Linked DNA regions of Mus musculus: region 2 is linked to region 1. The links are chromatin loops, found by intact Hi-C in ENCODE. Cell type or tissue: gastrocnemius. All regions are shown on one strand. Each heading gives the region's core, and the rest is flanking DNA. Links, peaks and the distances in the headings are about the cores only. Region 1 has its middle 65 kb from the start of Gm52302. Region 2 holds the start of Rftn1 (raftlin lipid raft linker 1).

Region 1 (2,918 bases), core at 217-2,716:
ACAGAGCTGACTCATTAGTGTAGCTGCCTCCTGTTCTTTCAGGTCTGTGAAGACCCTCATACAATTCATATTGCATCCTTATATTTTGCAGAGTTGTTAAATCCTGTAAAGAACAGTTCTCACACTGATTCATGTATTCTTGAACTCATGTTTTCAGAGTTATTTCCCACAGCCTTAAGGGCTGTCCTGAAGGTCACAGCACCATCATTTTGCTGAGGATCCCCAGAAACATTCTTGCTTCCTGGAATCACACTGTTTGTGATTATTATGGAGCCATTAACCTTGGTAGGGAGAACATTCTCAAAAAAGAGGAACATGAAGTAAATCATGTGCTTTATTATGCAAACAAGCCTTATGACTAGATTACCTATCAGCACTCAAGGAGACCCACATCATGCTGTCTCTGCCCCAGGGGTGGGAACTGTATCACATCATCACTTCGGCGGTCATGCCAAATCCGGCAGGCACCCACACAAAAAACAATACATGTGGACCCTTCCTTCACATTCTGTATAAAAGTTAAGTAAAAATGGATCACCCATGTTGACATTTGGCCTCCACAAACGTGCTCTCGTGTACAGCACATAGGCAAACACATACAAACAGTCCCCAAAACATGAGCATCAATTGATGATCACAGCAGCTCAAAAGTAAAACTAAATATCTATATGGACAAACAAAAATATAGTGTATCCATACAGTGCAATAAAGAAATGATACATGCTGCAACCCTGAAAACACTGGAGTCATCTTAAGTTAAAGAAACCACAACGATGGCATATACTTCATGACTTTATTTATATGAAATATTCAAAATGGACAAAACTTTAAAGGTATAAAAAGGAGGATGGAAAATGGATGGTAACCTACAGGGGTTCTTTGTGGGATGATGAACCTGTCATAGAGTTGGACTATGCTGTTGCTGAGATATAGCTCAGTTGATAGAGTGCTTGCCCAGAAAACATGAAACCCTGGGTTTCATCCCTTGCACTGCATGTAACCAGCTGTGGAGGCATAGCCTATGCTTCTAGCAACTGGAAAGGTAGATCCCCAGGTAGCAGGAGTTCAAGGTCATTATAATGAATATATATGCATATATATAATATGAATAATATATACTAATGTAATTATATATTAATTATTTAATATAATATAAGCTATATCTTATATTTACATTTGCATTTATATAAACAAAAATTTATATAAATATGCAATTATAACTTTTAATTATAGTAATTAAAATATATTTATAATAATTATTATGATATACTATAACAAATTATGTTAAAATGTTATATATAATTATAATAATATTATACATAGTATATTTAATATAATAATAATAAGCAATAATAATTTAAATCCTCTGAGATAGAAAATGCTCCTTGACTCTTTTCCATGAAATCTTTAGCTTGTCTTTCATTTTAAATTAAATAAGGTAAAAAAAAAATATATATATATATAGGCTGTAGTTCAACTACATTAACATAGTTGTTGTATGCTATCAGTGAGGAGGTTCACAGAGTCTCCACTATTTCCATGTGTAGCTATTTCTGCTGCTTCATCTCCTTAGCTGCAGTGCCCTCTGCTGCTTAATGCTGATAGAGATCTTCTGCTTCTGGAGAGCCACCTTCAGAAAAAAACCGAGGCACAGAAAAATTCATGAATTAAAAGCACCATGTTAATTTAAGAAAACATTCATAACTCACACATCTTGAAAAATACCTATCCAGGAAAGAACTGATCTTAAACACACAACTTCATAGCATCCTTTGCAGGATTAGCACTCTGGAGGCTACTGTGTACATTCCAGACTGAGGGGCTAGGTGTGTAGTACAACAACGTATCCCTGTCCGTCATTAACATACCAGGGACCAGTCCAGCGATGCAGCACCAGTGCCCAGCACATAGTGGACCAGCAGTGATGCCACACTCTGTGTCCTGATCTCTCATCCTGCTCTAATGTGCAAAGGCCACAGGAAGCACCTGCCTACTGTGGGCAGTGCCGTTGAGCTTGTGGGAGACACACCCTACTTCCTGCCCTCAATAATCTCGTCCAGTCAGGGCGAACGTTATCAATGAAATTAAAGTCTATGTTAAAATCTCCTCGGAGTAGGGAGATGGGCAAAGGAAACAGCCAATCCTACCAGAAGTGGAGCTTAAAACTGGGCTTGAACGGATGGATCATGGGGTGGGGGAGGAAGTCTGAGTGAAGAGCCAGGGAACTCAGCGCTGCTTAGGTGTGATCAAGGGAAAGGGCCCCAGTTCATGGTTGTGGATGTCGGACACTGTGGACAAGGGCAGGGGTGATTATTCTCTTTCCATATCGCTCTTAGGCTTCTCTTCAGACAGTGGAGCATTGTACATGTTCACTCACCACTCAAACGCTGGCTGCTGCCCTTCCAAGCAACAGCTTCGTAAGCCCATATATGCATCTGAGCCGGAGCCGGAGCCAGAGCCGGAGCTGGAGCCACGCCCAAAGCCATGAAGCCTCCTTGCCCACAACAATGGAACCACCACGGGAGACAGGCAGGAGTGCCACACCAGAATATAGCAGCCACACAGACATGTCGCTAGCGTGCCCTTCTCACTCTCAAGGAAGAAGGAGGAATTCTGAAAAGGCCAAAAGCAGGCCTTACCAAGAAGCTAGTTGATAATCAGTGGGTCTCTGGCTGAGAATAGCCTGGGAACTTAACCTTGGTCACAGGAGAAGTAGTAGGGAAGTGACTAAGATTGCTTCTGGGTGGCTCCTATACAGAAGCATGTCACACCCGGGGCACATCTCTAACCTATGCTGAAGGATTCTTTTGGGGGGTTGGTGGTAAGAGGCCCACCTGTGTCCATTGTAATTCATACATGTACTTAGAGTTGGGTCCCAGAGTCTGGCGAGTGTGAGAGGGTGTACCAGCCAAGACTCC
Region 2 (2,918 bases), core at 173-2,672, 220 kb before region 1:
CTCCCCGCCCTAGCCATCAATCAGCACGTTGATGGCCGTCGCCTTCCCAGTATTTTGGCTGCCACCTTGGTGCTCTCCTAAGCAGGTCCCAAAACCCAAGCCTGGGAAAGAGAGGTGGGGTTAGGGGGAGGGGGAGGGAGAGCCCGGTTGCGCGGCGCTGGCGACGCACGGGGCGGACGGGTCTCTCGTGCGGGGCTGCCAGGGGCCGCTCGGCTTCCCCCAAGAAGATGCAGCACAGCATATTTTGCACATGAGTTCAGAGGAAGAGGAAGTGTAGCGGGCGGACGCGCGGCGGAGGCGGCGGCGGCGGCGCGGGGTGGAGTGGGGGCGGCGGGGCTGGAATCAGAGCGCGCAGGGCGCAGAGCGCAGCGAGCGGGAGCGCGGCGGCCACTGGCTCTGGAGAGGTACCTGTGCGGCCAGCGCCGGAGGGACAGACGACAAGCGAGCGGCCGCGCCCCGCGCTCTGCCCCCACCCCCGGGGTCGCGTCGTCCGCGCGCCGCCCTGCTCTGCATGGCACAAACTTTCATCCCGGGACACAGCACGCTGTCTCCGCCCGCGCCACGGTCACCGCTGCTGGTCCCCTAAGGTAGGTGGGCGTGCGGCGGGCCGGCGAGGTGGCGCGCAGAGGCCTGGGTCGCTGGCTCTGCTGGCCCGGGATCCGGGTGAGCAGGCGACAGCTCCTCGTGGCACCTCGGGGGCTCCGGAGCTGTTAGGCGAGCCCCCTGGTGCAGGTCGCGTGGGGATGGGGACAGATCGATGGGACGCCAGATTCTGGGCCAACTTTTTTTCCCCCGATGAAGAGGGGGAAAAAAAGCAAAACAAACAAGCGAGAGAGCGTTGGGGTGAGAGGTCGCCTGCTGGGGGTCCTGGGCTTCGCAGGCGGAGGTCTGCTAGAAGGACGCGGAGGGGAGCTTGGAGGCTACAGGTGGGTCAGGACCCGGGGCCTTAGTGGGTACTGGGCCCGGAGCAGATGGGAGTTGCCACCGCCCACGTGCACCCGGAGACCTGGGCTCGACCCAGGGAAGAGGTGTGCGACTCTTGAGAGCAGGCAGGAGGGTACTCGGTGGAAATACTGAGAGCTAAATCCCAGGCACCAGAAATGGGGCTTTTCTCCTCTGAAAAGGGGATTTTTTTTCTTGCCTTGTTGTAACACACTTTTCTAGGCATGGGGCACACCAGGATGGGCATGGGGTCTGGGCGAGGAGGAGGGAGTGTGTATTTAAAGAAGCCTGACTGTCAGGCGAGTGCGCCAGGTCTACTGGCATCACTGTCTTTGGAGGCCAGAATCGCGCAGAGGGCAGGGTTAGCCCCGCGCGTGCTCCCTGATGCCTGTTGGCTGCTGGCTCTCAGCTGCCCCCTGTGGGCGGTGGGTGGTGTGAGTGAGTTTGTTTAGGGGCTTACAAACAAAAACTATTTTTTAAAAAGAATCTGGCACAGATCTTTGTATATGAGTGGCTGCCTAACTGCCCAGCAACAGACCCTCTGTTCATACAGCTGTTTTCAGAAGGGGCGCAGGGAGGTGGGGTGGGAGTGGGTGGTGGTGTTAAGGTCAGAACAGGTGTCTCCCAACGGCTACTATGGAGTGTCATCTCAGGATAAGCCTTTTCCAGGAAGGAAGCCCAGGGTGTAATGTGAGTGGCCTACAAACCCATGGGTAGGGCCATTGAACCCAGCATACCCGTGGCTGCCAGGATTCCTAATTTGTACCTTCTGACCAGCTGGATTCTGAGGAAGTTCAAGTGACACCAGATGTCACCAGCCACTCATCCTCAGGGGTTAAACAACGAGCTGTGTGGTGCTGTGCTCTGACCTCAGTTAAGCAGTGTTACCTAGAGTGAGCTTGCAGACTCTTCTGCCTTCTGTAGAGGTTTCATGAGGTCCGAGCAATCGCAGCCTCAAGCTGGGGAAGCCTCCCTGTGCCTCCATTAGTGGGGTAGGACACTGTGTCGTTTTGTCCCGTCCCCCCGACCCCCATCGTGGACAAGGGACAAATGAGGCAGATTGCGTAGTTAGCTAATCGATTTGGTGCAGGAATAAATTGGGGCTACTAGTCAGTGAATTTTTTTCTCTGCCTCTGGAACAGGGTTTTTTGGGGCTTGATTTCAGTGACTGCTTTGTATGTGGGGAAGCAGGCTGAGTGGTGGGAATCCCTGTAAAGTGCCTAGAGTTTCTCCAGGCTTCACTTATGTCAGAGATGGAGCTGGGTGGTCCCATGGCTGGGTGGCCATGGCTGCCTTATCAAATGTGAACTTGGTAGGCTAAGAAGGGGGTACTCCCATATTTCTATACCACTTTCGATTTTTATTGTTGTTGTTGAGGCAAGGTTTCCCTGTGTAGCCCTCACTGGTCTGGATCTACCACTATGTAGACCAGGTTAGCCTCCAACTTGCATTGATTCTTCCTTCCAAGCACTGAGATTATATGTACCACCACACCTAGCCCCCATTAAAACAAAACAAAACATTATATAGTAAAGTTGTAACAGAGATCATACAAATACCTAGGAGGGCACAGTGGCATACGCCTGTAATCTCAGAATCCAGAAGGTGGAGGAGGCTGGAGAAAATTGAGTTAGAGGCTAGCCTAGGCTACAAAAACAAAGACCCACCATACCTAGATTTTCTAACATTTCGCTGGATTGACTTTAGTGCACACCTAGGCACCATCCATCGCTCCAGTGTGCTGCTTTATGCATTTTAAAATAAGCTACAGTCTTAGTACAGGGTTACTTTATAAGTGTCTCAACTCACATGTTCAATGTGTGTTCAGTAACACACACATAACAGTGGAATAGTCTGCACATTGTTTTGACATATGTATGCACTGTGCAACCCGATTCTTATCAAGACAGGTAATACACCATCAACCTGGGTTTCTTCATGGCCCCTATCTTCCCGGTGGCAACCACTGCTCTGTC

Evidence for each region. Hi-C counts contacts between places; a loop is a spot of excess contacts. Peaks named below come from ENCODE experiments on the same cell type or tissue, not always from the same donor. Only the 100,000 strongest peaks of a DNase experiment are listed, where the experiment ranks them.
Region 2: a loop joins it to region 1, with 6 times the contacts of the local background. A loop is called at or near these places in 19 of 42 quality-filtered maps.

Annotation. Positions count from the first base shown.
Region 1 is chr17:49,967,679-49,970,596 of GRCm38, reverse strand. No RefSeq gene overlaps it. Among named protein-coding and RNA genes, the nearest start is that of Gm52302, 65 kb to the left of the region's middle. In gastrocnemius, for the core only: a CTCF peak has its summit at 1,589 (motif pointing left); DNase peaks (open chromatin) are centred at 1,586 and 2,488; H3K27ac peaks cover 1,085 bases.
Region 2 is chr17:50,187,890-50,190,807 of GRCm38, reverse strand. Rftn1 (raftlin lipid raft linker 1) reads left to right here and starts at 311. Exons shown (of 10, transcript NM_181397.2): 1 at 311-587. In gastrocnemius, for the core only: a CTCF peak has its summit at 1,360; DNase peaks (open chromatin) are centred at 460, 840 and 1,329; H3K4me3 peaks cover 2,500 bases; H3K27ac peaks cover 2,291 bases.